Linked DNA regions of Mus musculus: all the other regions are linked to region 3. A link is a loop called in an ENCODE intact Hi-C map of the cell type or tissue named here. Cell type or tissue: left cerebral cortex. All regions are shown on one strand.

Region 1 (8,000 bases), 66 kb before region 3:
TGTTTAGTTATTTGCTTTTGTCATAAAACATCTCAAAAAGCAGAACTGGGGTATAATTACAGTCTACCATGGGTAAAGTAAAAGGCTAGCTAATGAGACAAGATTTCAACAGGATCACTTCCTCCATGGCCACGGGCAGGTGAGGAATGCCTCCTAACACGGCTCTTCTGAGAAGAACTCCATGTTCAGGAAAGATGGTGCCCAGCACACGGGGAGCTATTCTGCTCCTGTGGACCTCCTGTGCCCAGAGCACCATAGACCACGGAAGTCCTGAGACACAATGTTCTCCTTAGCATCATCCAAACCAGATTTGCCTTGTGGAGGAACAGAGGGCGGGTAAAAGAGAGGATTAAGACGTTCAAAGTGATGCATATAAAGCTGATTGACATCAGCCCAAAACGCTAGAGATTCACAGCCATGGCACCATTGCCATCTATGCATGGGCATAAGCTACCATGAGATCACCACCGGAAGCTACAGACACTGCAGCCTCCCTGTGGGAAAGCCTCTTTGAGCCAAATAGTAATGAGCAGACACTCCACCCACCTCCGAGGAGAAGGTTAGATCGAGCGTATTAGCCAAGAGCTGTCAGAGGATAGGATCAGAGCTCATGGAGACAACAGTGAGAGACATGCTACAGGCATGGCTCTGTGAGGGAGGCTGTGAGTCTGGCCAGGCAAGTGATGCACACATCACAGCAGCCTGAACTGTAGCACATGGTGGGGCTTCCACTCGGCAGCAGAGATGCTTCTCCCAGGGAAGTTTCAGCTTTTAGGAATTCAGATCATCCAAGTTATCTCAGACAGCGAGGAAAGACCCCCAAGTATGGCAAAAAGCCTACGACAGACAAACGGTTACAGTAAATTAAAAGGCAGAGAGACAACCAATACAGTGAAGAACACTGTGTGTGGGGGTGTGTGTGTGCATTATATATCTGCTAAAAGGTTGACATCTGGAATATCTAAGAGGGCAAAAAGGATGATTAAACCTGGAGATATGGCCCAGTTATTAAAGTGCCTGCGACACAAATATAAGGACCTGAGTTCAGATCCCAGAGCCCACATCAAATCCTGGCATGGTGATTCATGCTACAATTCCAGCTCTGGGCAATGAGGACTGGCAGATTTCTGGAACTCACTGACCAGTCGTCATGACACAAACTTATCTGGGTTCAGTAAGAGACCTTGTCTCAGAAACAGCAACAAGGACAGGGATGGGGGAAAGACATCCAACCTCTAGCCTCAAGTATATGAGCTCACACACACACACACACACACACACACACGAACACATATAGGTATTTGAACATACATACACAGACACAGGTACATGAACACACACACACACACACACACACACACACTATTTTTAAAACAGCAAAAACCTAAACTGGTTATTTAAAAGAAGGAAAAAGACCAAAGCGGTGGAGAAGCTGATGAAATTCTAAGCCTACCTGGTCGCTCACAAGCAACACAAATGCAAATCAGAAACATAAGGAGGAACCATCTCACTCCTGTTACAATGGTGGCTACAGAAAAAGACAGAAGAGCGGTGCTGAAGAGGACTTGAGGCAGCTAAGCAGCCTCAGAAAGCCTCATTCCGCAGGAATGTAAATTAGCACAGCTATTATAGGACACAGTATGGAGGGAGGCTCCTTTAAAATTAAGAACAGGCGACCATATGATTCAGAAATCCCCCTACTGGGTACATATACCAAACCCTCGCCTCCTAAAGAGGAGGTCTCCAAAGATGGCAGGAAGATGGTAAGGGTCCGCTCTGCTCAGCTCCATACGCTGCCAATAGCGTCAGATAGTCTGAGCCACTGCCTCTGCCAACACGGTTAGATCTGCTGGCTCACATGCCCAAGTGGCAGCGCAGCTTGTGTGACAGCCTGGACCTGTTGCAGAGCCCTTCTTGTTCTAGTCCCCACTTGGAGCTCCCAGCTTTATTGCTGGGTGGCCCAGAGTGGCCCAGCCAAATGGGAATGCACTGCTTTTAAAGTCTGCAAGGGCTCACTGAGCACTGGTCTCAGGAGGTTGTAGGAGGAGCTTATACAGCAACTCGTCCTTTACCTCAGGAAGGATGGCTTGGTGCCTGCCCTGTACTGTACCGCCAGAACCCTAGGTATTTCCTTAAGCCTGTTGGGGCTTCTCTTCCATACTCTGTCATGCAAGGCCTAAAATAGCTGCTACTTCTTGCTCAACTCATCCAATCAGGATGTCCTGCGGACATGCAGGGTGATGTCTGCCCATCCGTCCTGCAGGCCGGTGTGCAACACTGGAGCAGGTGTGATCCTAAGGTCAGCTAGTGAGGGTGAATTGATGACCTTGCTAGCAGGAAGCAGGCTGAGCCCCAGCCTGCTGGAGAAGAGCAATTCCAGATCGGCCGCCCACCAGGATGGGTAATAATCTGCTCCTGAGCACAAGCTGAAGTCACATCTGGAACAGCAGCTGCAACAGGACAAGCCAAACATGTGCACCGGAAGGGTGCATGTGTCGGGGAGGCCCACTCCTGCCTCTTTCGAGTCCTGCAGGTGGAGCAAACCCTGCAGTCTCTCCAGGAATGTGACATGTGTATAGGTGATAGTTCCAGCAGCTCCCACTTAGCCTTACTGACCATAATAGCCCTTCCTCTGTGGGTTGGGCACCTGGCACAGAGCTTCTGCATAACTGGCCTATGTAACGAGCCTAGCTTATGACAGCTACAGATTTTACCAGCAACAAAGCAAGACGTCTAAACCCATCCCAACACATACTGCCCAGACTGCTATCTTGTGATGTGAAGGATGCACATCTTTTGAGATATGGGCTACTCCCTCACAGGGCACACTTGGCACCTGACCCTTGCCATGGCTTTAGCAGGGGGTCAGGAGGCAGAGGAAGAAAATCCTAAGAAGAAGCGGCAGCAGTGCATGCTAGGGACCAGTGCAGCCTCTCTGGCGAGGTTGGAGAAGCCTCAGATGGAGCAGAAGGCTGCTTCTACCCGCAAAGACAGCAGGAGGTTGGCAGGCTTCTTAAGTACCTGCTCCAATGTCCTTACTGTGGTCAGGTTGTACTTTAACAAGAGAACACATAGCACCAGGCAGTTTCTGCATAGGAAGCAGCTCTTTTCTTACTGCCCCCAGACAATGGGAAGTATAAGGTCAGACCAACTGAACCAGTTGCCTGCTAGAACTGCCCTCAGCTCCAAGGTGGATCCTCCATAAGCAAAGAGCACTGTATCTCACAAGGCAGCAGGAGAGAACTGACTCTCAATAGACATGCTTTGACTTTCACATACACACCATGGCTCTGAGTGTTCTCGCTCTCTCTTCTCTCTCTCTCTCTCTCTCTCTCTCTCTCTCTCTCTCTCTCTCTCTCTCTCTCTCTCTCTCGCTCTCTCGCTCTCTCGCTCTCCCTCTCCCTCTCCCTCCCTCTCTCTCTCTCTCTCTCCCTCTCTCACTTGCTCGCTAGCTCTCCCTCTCGCTTGCTCTCCCTCTCGCTCTTGCTCCCTCCCTCTCAAATAAATGTTTTTAAGTAATAGAATTCAGAAAACAAAATAAAAGCAAGTGCTTCCTAGGAAGGGTCAATGGACGACGATGTGCCTGGTGATCGTACCATATAACCCACATCACGGTGATCTACATAGGATGCTCTCCAAGGACCAACTCTGCAAACCACACAGCCGAGGAAGGACCAACAGGCTGACATGTGGCTGAGAAGAAGCCAGACAACTCAAGCTGACTCATACAGACGCTCGGGTATTTTTTTTTTAAATCCACACACAGCCACCTACGCTATTTTAATTTAAAATTTTTTACCCAAGTTCTTTGGAAATAGAATTTTCATGAAATCCCACATGTCTAAAAAGATTTCCAGTTCCCTCATCTGATTCCCCAGACCTTCCAGCTCCTGTGCCTCCCTCCCAGTGCAGAGCATTTTCCAAGCTTTGGTGTATAAAATACAAACACTGCTTTAAGCTGAAATCTAATCGATCTCCTCTTAGTCGAAACACAAAAATCAAATTCTCATCTCAGAAGGTTTTTTTTTTCCAAAGCAACTGCAGCTTTTTTTTTTTTTTTTTTAATTCTGAGAGACAGAAGAGAAACGAAGCTCTGGCCACAGGCTCAGTTCTCTGACTTCCTCACGCTCCGGTCTCATTGTTCCCAGGGTGGCTGGCAAGTGGGAAGAGGTCAGGACTGTCAGTCAGGATATCTTCATGTAACCCACCATCCTCCCAGGAATGGGCCAATCCCACTACCTGCTTCTCTGGGAAGGATGGAGTCAGAACTCAGGTCTCTGAGACCTGAGGTACCACAGTTGTGCTGTGACCTCAATGTGCCTTTGCCCCACGCCAAAGACAATCTACAAATCAAAGGCTCTTCTGCAGTGATGACCCCTCAATTCCCATCTTTCTCACTAGAATAAGGATATCTGGTCTTCCGATCAGAAAACGACCTTATCCAGAGTGCCCAGCACTAAGACATGGCCTGTCTGATTGAACCAGATTAACAGAGCCAGCTTTGTAAGACTTGTGAATCATTTGTCCCGACTTGGTCTCAGTTTAGAAGCCCTTCAGTGCTGTGTGTTCTTGATAATGTCTTTCACCTAGTGTCTCATCAGTCTATAAAGCCCAGGTTGCTCCCCTTGTCCCTGGCCTCAAAGCCCGCCCAGCCTCTGAGTGGCTGTTTCTGACTCCAGCTTGGGATGGGCTACAGAGAGATCTCGTAAATGTAATGCATGAATAAATTCCTGCCAAACTTCAGGGACTAGTACCCACCCCCTTCCCTTCTGTGCCTGAACGAGTTCCTTTCTACCCTGGTGACAGCCCACATGCCTCCAAAATGGCCCACATCAAACACTGGAGACGGGCCCCTGGAGTGGATCTGTGGGGGTGGTTGAAGCCTTCCCCTGTGTCCTGGTCAGACTGTGATATTGTGGGGGAAGCAGTCTATTACATCCACCAGCAGGAAACTGATCTGCGCAGCCTCTGTGCTCAGCTCGCTCGCTGTCCCAGGCCTGGAGAACAGAGTCACCCAGAACTAGCCATGAAGTCCACAGCCATATTGTGCGGGACACTGATGAGGCTGCAGCTTTGAAAATCAGATTTCTCGGCAGCCTCTATGCAATGTTGTGCCGGTAGGTGTGTATCAGCAGGCTTCAGAAAAACTAACACGTGAGCATCCCTGAGTCAAAGGCCAAGAGATCCTCTGCATAGTAGCCATGTGATACATTCTACATGGTTCTTACGGCATATGCTGTGGCACATATATAATCCTAGTACTTACCCTGTAAGATGGGAGGTGGAGGCAGGAGAATCCTTAGAAGCTCGGAACCAGCTAGCCTGGGGTACACATTGGTTAAAAAAAGAGGCCCAGTCTCAGACAAGGTAGAAGGAAGGTGAGGACCAGCACCCTCTCACGTCCACACGGATGCTGGGATGAATGAGTGTGTGCATTCACACACATGCATGTGCACATATATTACACACACACATACAACACACACCACATACATACACAACACACAGAACATACACACACCCAGACACAATACACACATACACTACACACACACACATACAACACACACATATGCACACACCACATACACACACACACTACACACAAACATACACCACACATACAACACATACATATATAACTCACACATATTCACACACACTCACACATACTACACATACACATCACACACATGCCACACCACACACAAAATGAACAGTAGAACTTTCCTCATTTGCAAACATTTGTACAGTATCTATAGTGACTTATATAACAGTTTTCAAACACCAATGAATTGGCCCTTGGGGTGTGTGTGTGTGTGTGTGTGTGTGTGTGTAATTCACAGTGTAAAAAGCATATAAATGACACCCACATTTATTTTACATTTTTAACCAATTTCTTATGTTTATTACATTTATTTGGAGAAAACAGCAGCACAGGACTCAGGCCATGGCATACACAGAGGTCAGAGGACAACTTTCAGAGTTGATGCTTTCCTTCCTACCTGGGTCTCTAAAAACAAACTCGGTCTGGTGTAAGCACCTTTGCCTCCTGAGCCATCTTCTTGGTGCCATTATTGAACTTTTCTATCACTTTTAAAATCTAGACCAGGGTTTCTCTACTTTAGCATTATTGGAATTCTAGTGTAACAATTAGATGACAAACATGGATGTGTCTTTTCCTGGGAGCCAGGGGGGGCGGGATACAGGTTGCCCTATGTGCTGGGGAGATACACGTTGCCCTCCATATTGTGGGATGGTTACCTTTACCCCTGGCTATTATTCCTTAGATGCCAACACCTGAGCCCGGGTGTTTATGACCCTCAGAAGTGTCTCCAGATATTGTCAAGTATCTCCTGGAGGCAAAATCTGCCCAGCTCAGAACATCTAGAAAGAACAGAGCAACAAATCAAACCTGGCCTAGCTGTTCTCTACTCTTCCTGGTTTATACACTCCCACCACAGCCAGTTTCCAACTATCAAAGTAGTACCACAAACACAAACTGAGAGAGAGAGAGAGAGAGAGAGAGAGAGAGAGAGAGAGAGAGAGAGAGGGAGAGAGAGAGAGAGAGAGAACATGTGTTCACACCACACAGACATGAGATGGTATGTTCACACTGCACATACATGAGATGCTGTGTTCACATCACACAGGCATGAGATGGTGTGTTCACATCATACAGACATGAGATGGTGTGTTCACATTGCACAGGCATGAGATGGCGTGTTCACACCACACAGATATGAGATGATGTGCTCACACCACACAGGCATGAGATGGTGTGTTCACATCACACAGGCATGAGACACTGTTTATATCGCACAGGCATGAGATGGTGTGTTCACACTGCACAGAGATGGTATGTTCACACCACACAGACATGAGATGGTGTGTTCACACTGCACAGAGATGGTATGTTCACACCACACAGACATGAGATGGTATGTTTACACCACACAGACATAAGATGGTGTATTCACATGGCACAGGCATTAGATGGTATGTTCACACTGCACAGACATGAGATGGTGTGTTCACACCACACAGACATGAGATATATGCTTACACCACACAGACACAGCTGATGGAAATGACCCTGAGGCTCTGGTACAGGTCCTTGCCTAGCACTGACAAGGTCACAGATTCTACCACCAGCACTGCCTAAGTCAGGCCTGTGGTGCCAGCACTCAGAAGGCAGAGGCAGAAGGAAGTTCAAGGTCATGCTCACCCACAAAGTAAATGTGAGGCCAGCTTGGGATGCTTAAAACCCTGTCTCAAGTTTTTAACAACAGAAACATTGGCACATTAAACAAGGAGAAAGTGGTATTTTGAATATTATGCCCTAGCTTTTTTTATATTTTTAATGTAGGAGTTCACAGAACTTAATTATAAAATGGATGCATTTAACACGTGCCTCCTAAAATTGCCAAAACTTTAAGGTTGGCTTTGGAAAGTCAGCATGGATGACCCCAGCTCTCTCTGCTTCTCTGCAGCCAGGAGCCTCGGGATTGGAACAAAATGGTCACTGTGTGTCTTAGCCAGCACACGTCAAGCAGGACGTGTGTGTGTGTGTGTGTGTGTGTGTGTGTTATGTGTGTGTTTGTGATGTGTTTGTAGGTGTTATGTGTGTGTGTGTGAGAGAGAGAGAGAGAGATGTGTGTAGTGTATATGTGTGTGTTAGGTATGTGGTAGGTATATATATATATATACACACAAACACACACACACACACACACACACACACACACACGGTTATGAGTCAGCCTGCCAGTAGGCTACTGAAGCCAGCAATGCACAGCAGGCAATAATCCCTCCAAGGAGCCCCTGGGAAGCCACTGTGAGAGGCTGTGAAAGTGAAGCCCAAGTTACAGAGGAGAGACCACAGGACGTTAGAGAAACTGGGATACCAGGAAAGCTGCAGGCCCTGAGTGGAGCCTGACCAAGAGAGAAGCTGCTTGCTACAGGTAGCAGCTGGGTCCACAGCTCTTAGGAGCCCAGAT
Region 2 (8,000 bases), 530 kb before region 3:
TTGGGAAGGGATACAGGCCTGTCTGATGCTCAGACACTCCTGGTATCTACCTCATCTGTGCAGTACACACTCCTCGTGCTCCGCCGTGTGTCTCTATGCATGGTTCACTCTGCACAAAAGCATTCTCCTCCCAAGATGAGGGGACTTCTGGTAAGCAGAGCAACAACTTCATGGCTGTTTCAGAAGCAAACACTTGAGTAACTGGGGGAGTCCTGTGCCCTGTTCCCTGTGGTTGGAGATAAAGTGCCACTTGAAAACAAGTTCCTGGGGCTGGAGATCAAAAGCACTCTCTTGCCCTGGCACCCGGAGAGTAACCCTCGGAGCAGATGGGGGATCTGATCTTGGGTCTTGGTGGCCATGTTACGTGGACTCTGTGGCTATGGTGGCAGTCAGACCTTGTAAAGAGCCCTATCCCAGGCCCTTGTTGTTTTCATACACAGGGACTGTCACAGGTTCACTTGGAGGCAGTTCTGTTGTCCCTTCCCACCAGGGAGCTGCCAGGGACTTTTGATTCTGGAAACTTCCTATCACACTGAGTATAAACTCACTCTGTTACAAGGCCTCTGTGGCCCCGGGGTTCCCTGTCTCCACAGTCCTCCATGTTCCAGTCCTTCCTTCCATTCCTCACACCCAAGGTCTGCGACATCTTAGGGTCTTTACCCAGCCATCCATCTTTGCTGCATGGGTGCTCTTCCTGCAGGTGAGAGCAGGTGTGTACAACCTGGAGGCCCCAGGAAGGCTTCCCTGACCTCACCTCATTAACCTTGCTAGCTGGAGGGACGCCCGTGGCCAGATCTGTTTCCTTCATTGCTTGTGTTTGCATTCATTCACACTCTTATGGCTATCGTGACTTAATTGAGCAGGAGACTTCTGGCACTCAGTGAACATCCGTTGAATCCTGACGTTGTTCCTTGAGCAGGCCGTGGAAATCCAGGGCTGGATGGTGGGCATCGGTGCTTCCTGCTCTCAGTGTCTGTCTTCAGTCTTTCCCCACCCCTCAGCTCCATTTCCTCTCTGTGAACTTCCATCTTGGGCGGGGCTTATTTTGTAATGTCAAGATTGTTACCCAAACTCTCAGTTTGAGTGGCTTTTCTCAACCTCGCTTGATTAACACGCTCAGCTGAAAGTCACTCTTTCACTGGGGTGGGGAAGGCCTGTTCTGCCCATCTTGAGGGTGTCCAGCTGCACCTTTCGTTCCCATCTGACCCCCTGCCACCGGGGACTCCCCAATATCAACCAAAAAAAGTCTGCAAACATTCCCAGATAGGGAAAAAATGACCCATACTTGGCTAATATCATGGTGTCTCAGCAGCTTGAGCAGAATTCTAGAAGACTCTAGAAATCTAGAACCTTCCCTGCCCAGGGTATCTGATAGTTTCCCCCCTTCCGTAATATGTTATCCATGTATGGAAAGTTCTAGATCCTTCTTAGCGCTGCATCATATTGCAGTGTGAGAGTTTTATCTATTTACCTGGTTCACCTCTATATGGATAAATGTTTTGGCCAGGTCCTGTCTGCTGATTTTACAGATGATACAGGGATGGGTAACCATGATCACTGGAAGGAGAATTCAGAGAAGGCAGAAATGGCTGGTGGATTTAGATCCTGTAGGAGTTGTTTAAAAATATCTGGAACAGCGGTTTTTATGCGCAGTGTTGGAAAGTCACCTGGAATTTCCCCAGCCCGTGCCCTGTCACTTACCCAAAGCAGGGTACAAGAGTGTCCCTTGTAAAACTTTTCCCGTGCCCTTAATGGATGCCAAAGTCTTGAGCTTGGAGTGCGTAGACGCGCAGAGAGAACTTGTTAAACCATGTTTTGAAGACGTTTTTCAGGAGTGGAGAGAGCCAAGGTGAGGGGCCACTGCCTGCTTCAAGGGGCTTTAGCGAGATGTGTGGACAAAGGGCCTCACTCTCCCTCAGTACCTTTAACTGTAGGGTGACATGGACTCTCCCTTGCTGGCTTCAAAGAACAATTAGTGAAAGCTCACACTTTCCCAAGGCTGACATAGACTGGGCAATGTGAGGACTGTGACATGTGGGTGAGCTGTCTCTCTTCACTGTGCAGGTGTGGGTGAAGCCTCACATTCAGAGAGACTCAGTGGCTTACCCAGGCTCCACAGCTCTGCTAACAAGGTCTGACTTTCTCTCCTGACCACATCAGGGTGCTCACAACTGCTGCTGCTTAATCTTTGATGCTCTTTCCATGTTTCCCAAGTCCTTCCACCTCTGGCTTTGCTGATGAATTCCTGCCTCCTCCATAGAATCCTAGGGAAACGCAGTAGACAGGGTTTCTCCCTCCCTGTGAGAGGGGCAGTGAGCTGAGTCTAAGCTGTCATCTCTCCATGGTGTCCCTGCCAGGAAGGTCTTCAGCAGCCCTGCCCCCACATGAGAGCTCTTGGGTGTGTGACAGGCAGGCCAGGGCCTTCCTTCCACCCTGATAAGGCCAGGCAGCAAGGGCTGGAATGTAAACCTCCCTGCAGCTGCAGCGGAAGAAGCTTCATCCATTGTTTCCTCTGGGACCTGGGACGCCAGTGCAGTCTTACTGGAGCTCTGAGGAGAGGGCTTTCAAAAGACAGCTTTAGCCAAAAGGGTGGTGTGAGATGCTCTAAGTCTGGAAAGTGCAAGGTGCAGAGAAGTGGGTACCTGGGGAGGACTGGCCCTCAAGGGCTGGGTTAGAACCTGCAGACATACATTTCCCTAGGTGGATATCCCTGTTGAGTGGTGTGTGTGATGTATGTGTCAGTGTGTGTGTGTCTGCTATGTATGTCTATGCATCTGTTGTGTGTTTGTGTCTTTATGTGGTGTGTGTGTATGTGTGTGTTTGTGTATCTGTGTCTCTCTGTGTGCATGGTGTGTGTGTGTCTCTGTGTGGTGTGTGTGTGTGTCTGTGTGTGTAGTATGTGTGTGTGGTATGTGTGTCTGTGTATGTGGTATGTGTGTGTCTGTATCTGTGTCTCTCTGTGTGCATGGTGTGTGTGTGTGTGGTGTGCCTCTGTGTGTGGTGTGTGTGTCTGTGTGTCTGGTATGTGTATCTGTGTATGTGGTATGTGTGTGTGTCTGTGTGTGCATCGGTATCTATGTGTGTGAGTGTATGTCTCTGTGTGTGGTGTGTGTGTGTGTGTCTATATGTGGTGTGTATGTCTGTATGTCTGTGTAAGTGTATCTGTGTATGTGGTGTGTGTTTGTGATGTGTGTGTTTGTGATGTGTGTGTCTGTGTATATATGTGGAGAGAGAGTGTGTGTGAGAGAGTGAGTGTGTGTGTGTGAGAGTGTGTGTGTGTGTGTGTGTGTGTGTGTGAGAGAGAGAGAGAGAGAGAGAGAGAGAGAGAGAGAGCAGTAAATCCTGCCATTTCTTTGAAGCCTAACTTCACTTGCTGCCTTGGAGAGAGGACTGGAATTCACACTCCTTCCTTCCTTATGATTACCTTGCCCTAGGCCCTCTACAGAAGAACCAGGGTTGCTGTGGTGCCCCTTTCTCTCCTTTTTAAAATGAAACACAAGTATAAAAGATATTAATGGTCTGTTCTGTTGCTAAGCACATTTTACTGGCATACCCTCTGTGACATATTGCCAAGGTTTGTAAAGATGGCCTTTGTGTATGTATGACCTAGAGGGATCCAGCCCGGGGGCCGGGGGGGGGGGGCGCGCACGGGGATGGGGGGAGGGGAGACCCTGCTCTCTGCAGGTGGCAAGTCCTGGAATGGGATAAATCCTGTGTGACCACTAGGTGGCGGTAGAGTTTCATGTACCTGCCACTGCAGCTGAGCCACTAACCAGCTTACTTTTGGTAGCTTTACAGTTTGGCATGTCTTCGTTGGGTAATTTAGAAGCTACTTGTAATAGCTTCATGGAACACCCTAAGATTCTCAGATGTGTTTGTTGTGTGGGTGTTTACAAAGAAGCCCAGCTACAGGTCAGTGGGGCATAGCTCATTGTCTCAAAATAGAATCATTAGGACTTTAAAAAAATTAATTTTCTTAAAAATCACTTTATAATATCATCTCCACAAGTTGGGCATTGTATCACAGGAGATGGGAAATCCTGGATCACAGGCTCTCCACATGTGCCAGCAGGGTGTAGCTGTCCTTGGGTGCTTTCAGAAACCCCCTAAGCATCAGAGCATGGGAGCAAGGAGACCTGGATGGTCTCAAGGCTACCTGCTGCTTACTAAGCAGGGCCTGTTTCAGATACCAGGCCCATCAGTCCAGGACTTTAGAATCCACATCTACAGATTATTGTCCAGGAACTCTGCTTTCTCCCTGGCCAAGCATACCCTAGGGCTCCCACGACCTGTCCTGTCTGTCTTGCTTCCCCTGCCCCAGCACCAGGGAAAGGTAAATTTTCGGTGGCTCCAACCTGTGCCCACAATCCCCAGGACAAAGAAGCATCCTGATTTGGGGCCTCTTAGGTCAGTGTAGGCAAAATGCTGTCAATTGCTGTTGAAGACCTCTTGAGTCCCCTCCTCTGTCACAGCCAACCAAAGGCCCCACATTCCCGAGCTCAAAGGCCACGTTGCTCACTGAGGTCATCCTAGGCCTTGTTCACCTCAGAGCTCTCCCTTCTCTCCCCCTTTCTCTCCTCCCTCCGCCTCGCGTTCTTGGTTTGTGGAGTAAGGGAGAAGCACCTGAGAAGCCTTCCTGCTTAATCCCAAGAGGAGGCGGATGACGCCCTTGTGGACTTCCTTTATTTTGTTTCTGCCCCCAAGCTTCCTTGCTCTAAACAAAGATCATACAGGGGCTGGGGGCGTGGCTCAGTTGGTAGAGTGTTTCCCTAGTGTGGTCGAAGACTGTTTTCTTTTCCCATAGCTGCATACACCTGGCATGATGGAGCACCGCTGAGGTGCTAGCACTCAGGAAGATCAGAAGCTAAGATCATCTTTAGCTACGTAGAAAACTGGAAGGGCAGCCTGGACTACCGGAGACCCTGTCTCTCAACACAAACATCAACACAAACGAGCACACAAACAAAACCACGACACCAATGATGAAACAAATATTGAAAATTAATCTGTATAACCTCTCCTTCCCTCCCTCCATCACCTCTTCTTTCCCTCTTGTCTCCCCATTCCCTTTCCTCCCTCCTTCCCCTCTTCTCTCCCCTCCCCCTTCCCTCCCTCCCTCCCTCCCTCCTCTCTTCTCTCCCTCTCCCCCTTCCCTCCCTCCCTCCCTCCCCTCTTCTCTCCCCCTCCCCCTTCCCTCCCTCCCTCCCCTCTTCTCTCCCCTCCCCCTTACCTCCCTCCCTCCCCTCTTCTCTCCCCTCCCCCTCCCCTCCCTCCCTCCCCTCTTCTCTCCCCTCCCCCTTACCTCCCTCCCTCCCCTCTTCTCTCCCCTCCCCCTCCCCTCCCTCCCTCCCCTCTTCTCTCCCCTCCCCCTCCCCTCCCTCCCTCCCCTCTTCTCTCCCCTCTCCCTTCCCTCCATCCCTCCCCTCTTCTCTCCCCTCCCCCTTCCCTCCCTCCATCCCCTCTTCTCTGACATTTTGTCACCTGATTTGGCTTGCCCTCTCCTCCACTTTGTGCTCCATCAGTGCCAAAAGGTGGAGGATTCTCCGCTCTGGATTGCAGTGCGTGTAATAGACCTTCCTCACATCTGAACCCGAGCAGAGCCGGAACGTGTCAGCATGTGTCCCTACATGTATGTCTCTGGGCTCCTGCCTGTATGAGTCAATTTCATGCAATACTGTCTAGCTCACACTCTGTGGGGAAGAGAGTGAATATAGTTTTTCTTTAATTAGAAAATGACCCTAAAGAAGAAGAAGCAAGGAGAAGCCCTGGCTGGGCAGATTCACTTATGGTCACCAGGCTGTGCGGAGGGGGGGGGGGGGGGGACGGGGACGGGGACATGGCAGTCATTGGAACTATGCCTCTTGCAGATTGTCAGGCCTCACCTTCCAAGATCCAGTCACTGTCTCCATGTGAGGCAAGGAGAACCATATCACTAGACAGAAAAACTGGGAAGGTCGGGCAGATTAAGAAATCCCAGCAAGTCTCACAATTGATAACAGAAGGCGATTGAATCTGCTCCCAATCCAGTTCCTGTGCCGGAGCACGTGACCACGACACCCCACTAAGAAGACCGTGGCAACTGGTCATGTAGCTTAGAGCCTAGAGTTCTCCATGCTAATGGGGTATCTAGACGGGCCGCCTCAGGGTTTAGCCAATAAGGTTCCCTTTCCCAGACATTCCCTCCTGCAAAAGGTATTTAACCTCTGGTCCACCCTGAGTAAGTTGTATGCATCCATTTTTCCACTATGAATAAACAATTTGAACAAGCAAGGACTGTCTCTCTCATAAGACCTGATGTGGGGAAAGGCCTTCATTACAGAGTCACACGGCGCAGAAGGCCCCTGAGCTCTAGACGTTCACTCTAGGCTAAGTCAGATTCCCCACACCCTCCAACCCTAGGCTCAGCACTGGCCTGAGGGGGCCCATTCCCATCTCATGAAGTCCAGCAGCGTCTGGGTGCCTGGGAGCTTTGAGAACCACAGCCTTGGCTCCAGCCTGTGCGGTTTCTCACCGGGGTTGGGGTCCCCATCTTAGGCTGCCTTCCATCTTCCCTGAGCGAGTATCAAGTGTTCCAGACACCCAGATGGTGATGAAGATGGAACGTAGCCTAGCGCCCCTGCATTTTGTCTTCCGGAGCGGCGTTCACACACCCCAGCGGCGAGGCGGAACATGGACCCACATCTCCACTATATCACTGGGCTTTCCCTATGGGACTTGCTACTCCACTGAATAACAGGGCAGAGGGGCAGTCTCTGAGGGGAAGAGAGCCAGCCCAAGTGGCCCAGTGGTGCTGCCCTCAGGGTTTCCAGTAATAGCAGAGACCAATTCTTTGATGCCCTCAGGAAGAGCATGATGGCAAGACATCTCTGTGGTCACAGACTTGTGGTTCTTCACAAAGCGTGGGTCTGGACTCCCAGCATCCTTCAGTCTGTGTAGGTTCATTCTCTATTGCTCCATCAGACGCCTGCAATTTTAAAGGGCTGATTTCTCTGAGTGAGAGAGTGCGGGTAGAAAGGAGACCTTCGCGTAGTAGAGCACCGTGAAGCTGCGGTGTGACGCTCTCCCACAGAGCCTATTTCCCTGTTTGGATAACGGCAATTTATTATTCCATTGCCTTTAAAGATGGAGTCCATCATTCCGATTAATTTAACTGGGGAAATGTATGCATGTGATCTAATGGAGCAAACAGGCATGGGGAATGATTTTAGTCAGACTGCCCGGAATGGTCTTATTTTAACACAGTACATAATGGCCTCTGCTCACTTAGTAGCCAATTGTTAAACGAGGTGGCCAAGGAAACTGAGTCTGGCCAGGCAGAGAAGAGGCTGGTCCTATCTCTAGTTCTGCTGTAGGCTCCACCCTTGCTCCCAGGTGCCCCCAGCTGAGTCTGAAAATAGGGTCCTGGTTTCTGGGTGTCTGACTATTCCGGGTGGCTTCTGCAGTCAGCCTTGTTATGGACAAGGAAACTGAGGCGACAGGGACTCTCACCTGCCTAAGTCACCACGTCGAAACAGAACATTGACTGGAGGTGGAGTTCTCAGTTCCGGGGCCAGCACCTAACTGCCTTGCCACAGAGCTTTGAACAGTCTGTGAGATGAAAGGGCCCTCTACTGGAAGGGGGAGCATAAAACACTCACAGAGTCCTCACTATAGAGGCTGCGCTTAATCAGACAGTCAGGGAAAGGCTTGCATTGGGAAACAGAAGGAAGACACGCAAAACCCCGGTAAAGAGTGATTACCAGAGGCTGAGATAGAATACATACAGAATTAAAGCACTAGCTCAGTATGCGTAAGACTCTGGCTATATCCCAGGAGGTACAGGAATATAAGAGGAAAAACTGCAGGTAAGGTAGCTCGTGCCTGTTGATCCCAGCATTTGGGCAATGGAAGCAGGGGTATCAGGAGTTCAAGGTCACCCTCTGCTACACAGCAAATTCCAGGTCAGCCTGGCTGGAAAAACTAAGAGTGAGAGGAGATTGGAAAATGACAGAGGAAAAGAA
Region 3 (8,000 bases):
GAGGTAGGTGGATTTCGAGACCAGCGTGGTCTACAAAGTGAGTTCCAGGACAACCAGGACTATACAGAGAAACCCTGTCTCGAAAAACCAAAAAAAAAAAAAAAAAAAAAAAAATCAGACCTCAGGGCTGTCCCTCTCCCACTCACCTGCAATTTATTACTGAGCCAGCAACCACATCTGGTGCTAGGTTTTCTCTTAGCTAGAACTTTCCTGCCCTAAGCTCACTGGGCCTGACCAAGGGACTCAGGCAGGATGACACAGGGCTGGGAAGACTGCACAGAAGGTAAAGTGCTTAGAAGCACCAGGACCCAGGATTGATCTCCCAGAACCCATGTTTTAAAAAGCATGGCAGCATGTGTGTGACCTTAGTGCTGGCAAGTGGAGCCAGGTAGCTCCCTGGGCTGAGTAGCCAGAGTGGCAAGTTACAGGCTATGGTAGACCTTGATGCAAAAATATGGGTGACAGGATCCAGAGAAACATCTAAGGTTGTTCTCTAAACTCCACATTCACTCACACACACACACAATACTCACACACACACACACTCACACAAACACAAACTCACACACTCATACATATACACACACTCATTCACACACATATACATACTCACATACTCATACACACACATACTCACACTCATACACATACTCATGCTCACTCATACATACACATACACTCATACACACTCACACACTCCAACATACACTCATGCACACACACTCACACTCATATACTCTTGTACACACACTCATACATGCACACACTCACACACATGCACATAAACTCTCATACAGAGCAACGTGCACACACACACAGACATACAGAAAATAAAAGAATAAACTTAAAAATGTAACACAAAGGCAGTCCACTGGCCTTTTCTTCCAGGTCTAGCCAGGTCTAATGTTATCGCCCTGGGTGATTGTATCAGCAGATACTCTGGCCAGCCTGACCCAGTGTGGCCTCTGTAATGCCACGTACAACCCACAATGCAACCAAGAAGCCAGTTGACAAACCACAGGGAAGGAAAAATAAAAACCCAATGTTAAAAAAGAACAATCAATTGTAGGAAAAATCAATGGTAAGTCTGGACTCCTTGCCAGAAAGCACAATGGTGAGGCCATCAATTTAGGCCAGGCTAGTTCAGCTTGTCTGAGGTTTCTACTTCACTGTGGAACACCAGCCAGAGCCCTCTGTGGGAGGAGAAGGATGGTGGTGATGTTGATGGTGGTGATAATGGTGGTGGTGATAACGGTGGTGGTGATTCCCCAGTTACAATGTCATCCTTAGACGATTTTAATTACATACCCATTAGTTAGATACCTCTCCTTTTACAATTTCTCAAATATTTTTATGTAACATACTTATAACAGGGGGTTTGTGGATAATGACAGACAGAATAACCCACAAAACACTGAGGAGAGCGGATCACAAAAACTGATTCTAAAATAGTCCAATGTTACGTTGCCCGAAATTAAGTAGAGTTCTACAACTCAGAAGGCTACCGTGATAATAAAGGTTGTATTTGCTTATGATACTTGGCTCTTAGGCTAGGAAGAGCAGGAGGCCACAATCACTGGCCCACTACAGATGTGGCAGGATCATAAGTGAGGTCACCAAGTCCAGCCCAAACATGGTAGAGCATGGTACATCCCAGCAGCACCCCAGTCTCTACGTCATCAGACATCTGGCACAGATGCACTCCAGCTCCCACCATGACTGGGCATATCTGTTCCCAATGTGGAAGAGACTCACTGCGGATACTCTATGTCTCCAGTTGTCAAAGCAAAGCATTTGTCACTGTCACTTAAGCAGATAGAGTGCTGTGGCATCAGGTAGGATGAACACAATCTAGCAAATGTTAGACCAAGTTAGACCAAGGTTAGACCAGGTTAGACCAAGCTCAATGGGACATCTCATCAACAGTGGCCACCTGAAACCCAGGCCAAGGGGACAGGGAGGGTACCAGAGTTTCCTGTCACATGTCTCATCCTAGGGTCTCTTCCTAGGAAGAAGTGAGTCCACAGACGGGTCTGAGGACGTGTTTACATGTCTCATCTGCTCACCTTGCCACCCACCAAACTCATGATTTTCACCTCTTTTCTCCCATTATCCTTCAGCACAGTCTCCCTTAGATGACAACCTGGTCCTATGCTTAGTTGGGAAGAAGTCAGAATGGGTAGAACACATCTCCATGAAGTTTTATGGTCCTCCCCTGTTGGGTCTCAGCCACTTTCAGGTCTCATCTCCTCTAAAGTCAAGGGCTAGCACTGACACCTACTCTCTGATACCCAAGACTCCTTTACCCACCTCTCCCTTTTCTCTCTTGCAATTCCCTCCTCTCTAGTCTTTCCGTTAACATCAGACTACATTTGTGCTGGGCAGTGGTGGCGCATGCCTTTAATCTCAGCACTTGGGAGGCAGAGGTAGGTGGATTTCTGAGTTCAAGGCAAGCCTGGTCTACAGAGTGAGTTCCAGGGCAGCCAGGGCTACACAGAGAAACCCTATCAAAAAAAATTTTTTGTAATGTCTACCTTCCTAAGAATATTCACTCTTAGAATGTTGTACACACCTGTGATGCTGGCATTCTGGACAGGAAGCTTATCTTGAGTTCAAGGCCAGCCTGGTCTACACAATAAGTTGCACACCAGCCTAGAGCTACATGAGGAGCCCTATCCCTGCTTCCAAGAATAGCCTGTGCTTCTGCTGGGTGCGTGTCCAGCTCCCCTCTAGTTCTCAGCTCTCCTCCCACATGACCTGAGAAGGACTTCCTGTTGCTCGTATTGCCCTGATAGCTGCCTCTCTGTAACACTCTTCCCTGACGTTCATGGCTCCCTGACACCTGCTCTACTTCCTCGGTCCTCTGCAATCCACGCCCTCTCAGAGCCTGCTCCACCCAGAGCTCTTCGCTTCCTCTCCCTTACCTCCAGGCAGATCCTGGGATTTCATTGCTAACTTCTGTGATATTGGATTTCCTCCTTAGACCTTAGCACCTCTCCCAGCTTCTCTGATCAGAGATCCAACTGTGTTGCGCACTTGACTCCCTGGCTCAGGGGCCCAGCAAGCTCACACAACCTATGCACTCAATGCGGAGGTGAGCTCAGCTCTTCAGCCTTCTACTCCTCTCTCCATCCTCCCCGAGAGCATCAGTGACATCATCAACACAGTGACATGGGCCAAAAAGGCAGCAAACTCCTGCTACATGTGAACATTGTGCCTCTCCCTGCATGGTGAACACATCCACTTCCACCCCCACAGCTGATGCCCCAGATCAAGTTGTCAGGGTGAGGAGCCTGGGTCCTCTGTGAGTGGCCACTTACAGAAGCCACCGCCCTCCTAACAAAATTCTAATAGGAATCAATCACCTCCCCTGCTTGAAAGTCACCAGCAGGCTGGGTGAGGAGGCACACGCAGTTAATCCCAGCACTCCTGAAAGCAGGCCAGTGGACTTCTATGCGTCTGAGATCATCCTGATCTACATAGCAGGTTTCAGGCCAGTCAGGACTATATCGTGAGACCTTATCTCAGAAGTAAATAAGTCAGGACTGGAGAGAGGGCTCAGTGGTTAAGAGCACTGACTGCTCTTCCAGAGGTCCTGAGTCTGATACCCAGCAACCACATGGTGGCTCACAACCATCTGTAATGGGATCTGATGCCCTCTTCTGGTGTGTCTGAAGACAGCGACTGTGTACTCACATACATAAAATAAATAAATAAACCTTTGAAAAATTTTTCATTAGAAGTTTTCAAAGCTTCCAGAGAGTCCCACTGCCTCAGGAAAATCTAGATGACTCATGAGTTCCTCCAGAGTCCTTGTAGCCAGCCCCTGCCTGCACCGTGTGCCTGCCCCGTCTCCATCCTCTTGCTCACCTGACTCATGCTAAGCTATATGAGTTTTTTGATTCATTCTCAGGGAAGCCTCCTCAGAAACCATCTGCAGGGCCACTTCCTGCACACTGACCACGGCCAGCCTGCGTGCCCACGGCTGCTGGCAAACTTTCCTCGTTCATCTGATTAGCAGCCGGGCTGCAAACTCTGCAAGAAAGGTATCTTGCCTCACTCGGTGCTCTGATCCCAGAGCCCAGGGCCAAGTAAATTATGAGCAAATGAAATATCCTGTATGGTCACAAACCAGTTTGGCTCCTTAAGCACACAGGAGGAGAAAAAAAAAGTTTAGAGTCTTTTAAAGTTGCCAAGTCAGTGAAGACAACAGTCATGGTCGGCCCAAAGCGCCTGTCTTCTGAGAATTGCTCCAGAGAACCAGAGGGTTCAGGTGGCTCCCGCTGAGCTGCAGACTAGACACCCATTCTCAGTCTCCCTCTCCATCAGGGTGGCTTTTAGTCCCATTACTACCCCAGCCCTAAGTTCCCCACTCCCCAGATATTCTACACCCCAGTGAAGGAACCTCTGGTCTCTCAGCTTCCTGGGCTGCAGATCTGGCAGCCATCCCTCCCTCTGTTCTTCACTTGCTTAATTCTTTGGGGACCAACAACTCCTCAAGCCCTGAGCTGCAGCTCACTCATGGGGCTTCTTGATGCGAAGAAGGAGGCAGGCTTTCTCTGGACTCTCCACTGCCACCTTCTGGAAAGTTCGTGTTATAACAACATAAATCTACACCTCTCAGATACCGGGTGTACAGTAAACAACCCACACATGGTGGCCCTGGTTGAGCTTGTCCGTGCGACCCCATACTTGTCTCTCATACCCAGCCACCCTCACCTCTCCAATATTTGGGGTTCACATCTTCCGAAGATAGTCTCACAGATGTTAGCTCCTTATTTGGGGTGTCCCCCTCCACACCACACAAAACAAACTTTGAAACAAATCCACTTCTTTATCCTCTAACCCCACATCCCTAGCCACTTCAGTGGAGATAAAAGGAAAAACAATCACTCTTGCATGTCATAGTGTGTGACCTGTCTAACACCTTGTCCTCCACTCTGCTCCACACACAAGCCACGAGCCCTGAGTTCACTGTGGCCCGGCTCACATCCACCCTCATACCTACTGTGGCACTAGGTCTGCCTGAGCTGTCGCCTCTATGCCTTTGTGTTAACTGTGAGCCCCCAGTGAGCCTTATGAAGGGCTTGGCAGACTCAGAAGCCCTTCCTGTGCCTCTGATGCTTTCCCATAGAGGTGACAGACCACACGTGGGTGGCGCCATCTGACTACCAAGATAAAAGCTGCCTTTTGTCTTCTATTTTCAGCAAGGACTACAATCTGGCCTATGATCAGTGCTCAATAAAAGAGATAGAATCAGTAATTTCTTATAAACAAGGTCCGACCTCTCTGAGTGTGTCTCAGACCTGTGATATCTCCTTTTCACTGGCCATATGCACCAGAAGCCAGGCAGCACCTAGCCTTCTTCTAGAGCTTAATGTGCCATGGTGCTCACATTAGTTGTTCTTGTGGTTTAAATATGGTCCCGATAGACTCACGGGTTGAATACTTGGTGCCTATAGCTTGTGGTTTAAATATGGCCCTGATAGGCTCGTGGGTTGAATACTTGGTGTCTATAGCTTGTGGTAGTGCTGTTTGAGAGTCTGTGGATCTTTCAGGTGGTGGGACTTAGCCAAAGAAATGAGTCACTGGGGACAACCTTGAGATTTTTCAATCTGGCCCTGTTTCCAGTCAAAGCTCTTTGCTTCCTTGATCTGCTCAGATGGGAGGTGTCTCGGCCACATGATTCTGCTGCCACAATCTTAGCCATGCTTTTCTGTCCAAGACGGACTGCTCCCGCTCAGACCATGATCCAGAATAAAACCTCCCTCTCTTAAGTTGCTGCTGCCAGGCATTCCCGCAGCAACGATAAAGGCCTGCGATGCTTTGCTGCTCGAAATTCTGCCGAGTCCTTTCCCTACTCAGGAATCAAGACATGTTCACAAGCTCCATCTGACATGAACAGATTGTCTGAAGCAGAAATCCAAAAGGTGAGCTTGTCCCTAGCACTCAGTCTCAGAATTCCATGCAAGGTCTCACAGAATGGAGCGACATGTTACTGTTTGAAAATGGACTCATTGTCCACTGAAGGCTGGTGAGGTCAGGAGGCCAGGCTGCGGGAGCAGTGGCCCTTAGAGATCCATTCCTTCTACTCCCATGCACTAAGAGGCTTTTGATGTCATCTAAATTTACTACCAAGTCCTAACAAGTGAGCTTCTCGGGAGACAAGGTGTGGGCAGGAGGTCTACACATAAGTTTCTACCCTGAAATCAAAGGCCATCTGCACTCATCCCTCCCACTGCAGCGATGACAGTAAAGACAGAAAGGCCAGATCATATAGACAAGCCTCCATCATCATCTAAGAATTTTACTTTTACCTAATAGAGGAAAGTTGTATTTATTGTCTATAATATGACATTTTTAAACATACACATATGATATGCTAGCATAACAAACCTTTATTTTGTTTTCTGATTCCCTTCCTAACTCTGTGCTTTTATTTCTGGGTTTTATACACATACATGAGGAATTTTAGCTTACCCCCGTTACATTTTCTTACCCCCGTTACATCTTCTGTTTCCTGTTTCCCACCTGTCGAAACTCTTTTCCCACCAAGTCCCTCTCCTACTTCCTATGTCTTGCTTCTTGTGTGTCCTGCCATGTTTAACTAGGGCACCTGCATGGGCATGGAGGGAGTTATTCACAAAAGCACAGACAACTTATCAATGGCTAAGCCACTGAAGAAAGTGACATGGCCATGAATTTAAAGTCTTTTTGCTGATAATACAGGTGTGCACTGCCAAGGACCAGCCTCGGCTTGGAGAGAGGCTCCTAAGAGAAGGGGAGTTTGAAAGCATCAGGGGTGGAGGGACAACTCAAAGTCAAATCGTTAGGTACAAGCTGACAGCCTGTGTTCTGCTCTAGGTAGCTTTCCAGGCAGCTCTCTGCTCGAGACAGCTCTCTCTTGCTTGAAAAGAATTCTAAAAACTCTCTGGATAGCTCATCTCTTGTCGATCAAAAGCCCTGTCTTTTATTTACATCAATTCGATCATTTTCCCAGGTCCCCCAAATTAGCATCCCACGACCCCAGCCCCCTGATTCTTAGAAAGACAGCAAGTACATTTTTAACATTGCCAATGAGTTCAGTGATCTACCTGCCTTTGTAGGCACAAACAATAAATTTAGCTGGGTTGGATCCCATCCTGAGATGACCATTCCAACCACGCCTGGACCTAAATTCATTCTGTCCCAGGCTAACCTTGAACTCGGGAATCTGCCTGCCTTTGTATCTTTCTGACAAGCTGTCTCACGGTGCCACGGAGTCTGTTCTTTACGGTCTGTGAAGCCCCTCATATAATTCATATTGTGTCCTTATATTTTACATAGTTGAGAAATTATATATTTTTGAACTCATGTTTTCAGAGTTCTTTCCCACAGCCTTAAAGGCTGCCCTGAAGGTCACATCATTCTACCATTTTGCTGAGACATTAGATACAGCCTCAATTCCTAGATTTGTGCTGTCTCTGATTATCATGGAGCCATTAACCTTGACAGAGTGGACATTCCCCAATGACCCTGACAGGGAGAATATTTCCCGAAGGAAGGACATGAAGTAAAAACAAGTCTCATGCCCAGCAATACACACACAGGCTTCAAGCCTAGCAACCATCAGCACTCATGGAAGCCCACACCCTGCTGTCTCTGTTCCAGGGAAGGGAAATCATGTCACACCGTCCCTTCTACATGGCCATTCAGGATTCAGCAGTAGATCATCTTACCCACTTAATGAAAACTTGGGGATTGAACCCATGGCTTCATGCATCCTGGGCAGGCTAATCTACAAACTGAACTAAAACCCCCATGCCCCTAACAAGACCATTCTGAAGAGGAAAAAAGGGTTCAGCTGTGCTTGGTCCTCAGTGAGATCTCCACACCTGCTTCTGCTGTGCATAGAGAGAATCAGCCCCATATTTGAGGGGCTGGCAGTTCAGAACTTGGGGGGGAGCACTTTGGAAGTCTTCTCTCTAAAGCTAGAGAGTAAATGTTTACTGGGGACAGTC

What was found. A loop is a pair of places that touch in the nucleus more often than their neighbours do. Peaks named below come from ENCODE experiments on the same cell type or tissue, not always from the same donor. Only the 100,000 strongest peaks of a DNase experiment are listed, where the experiment ranks them.
Region 1: it touches region 3 in a loop (2.2-fold over the local background); 2 of 42 quality-filtered maps call a loop at or near these places.
Region 2: it touches region 3 in a loop (3-fold over the local background); 23 of 42 quality-filtered maps call a loop at or near these places.

Annotation. Positions count from the first base shown.
Region 1 is chr16:94,879,113-94,887,112 of GRCm38, reverse strand. The region is part of intron 2 of Kcnj6 (potassium inwardly-rectifying channel, subfamily J, member 6); the gene reads left to right. Among named protein-coding and RNA genes, the nearest start is that of Kcnj6, 110 kb to the left of the region's middle. In left cerebral cortex, no CTCF peak of the experiment used is centred here; DNase peaks (open chromatin) are centred at 2,699, 3,014, 3,753, 4,802 and 2 more places; H3K27ac peaks cover 3,775 bases.
Region 2 is chr16:95,341,811-95,349,810 of GRCm38, reverse strand. No RefSeq gene overlaps it. Among named protein-coding and RNA genes, the nearest start is that of Gm31641, 86 kb to the right of the region's middle. In left cerebral cortex, a CTCF peak has its summit at 3,734 (motif pointing right); DNase peaks (open chromatin) are centred at 3,739 and 7,650.
Region 3 is chr16:94,813,178-94,821,177 of GRCm38, reverse strand. All of the region lies in intron 3 of Kcnj6 (potassium inwardly-rectifying channel, subfamily J, member 6), which reads left to right. Among named protein-coding and RNA genes, the nearest start is that of Gm41507, 92 kb to the right of the region's middle. In left cerebral cortex, CTCF peaks have their summits at 3,661 (motif pointing left) and 4,572 (motif pointing left); DNase peaks (open chromatin) are centred at 4,564, 5,142 and 5,623; H3K27ac peaks cover 564 bases.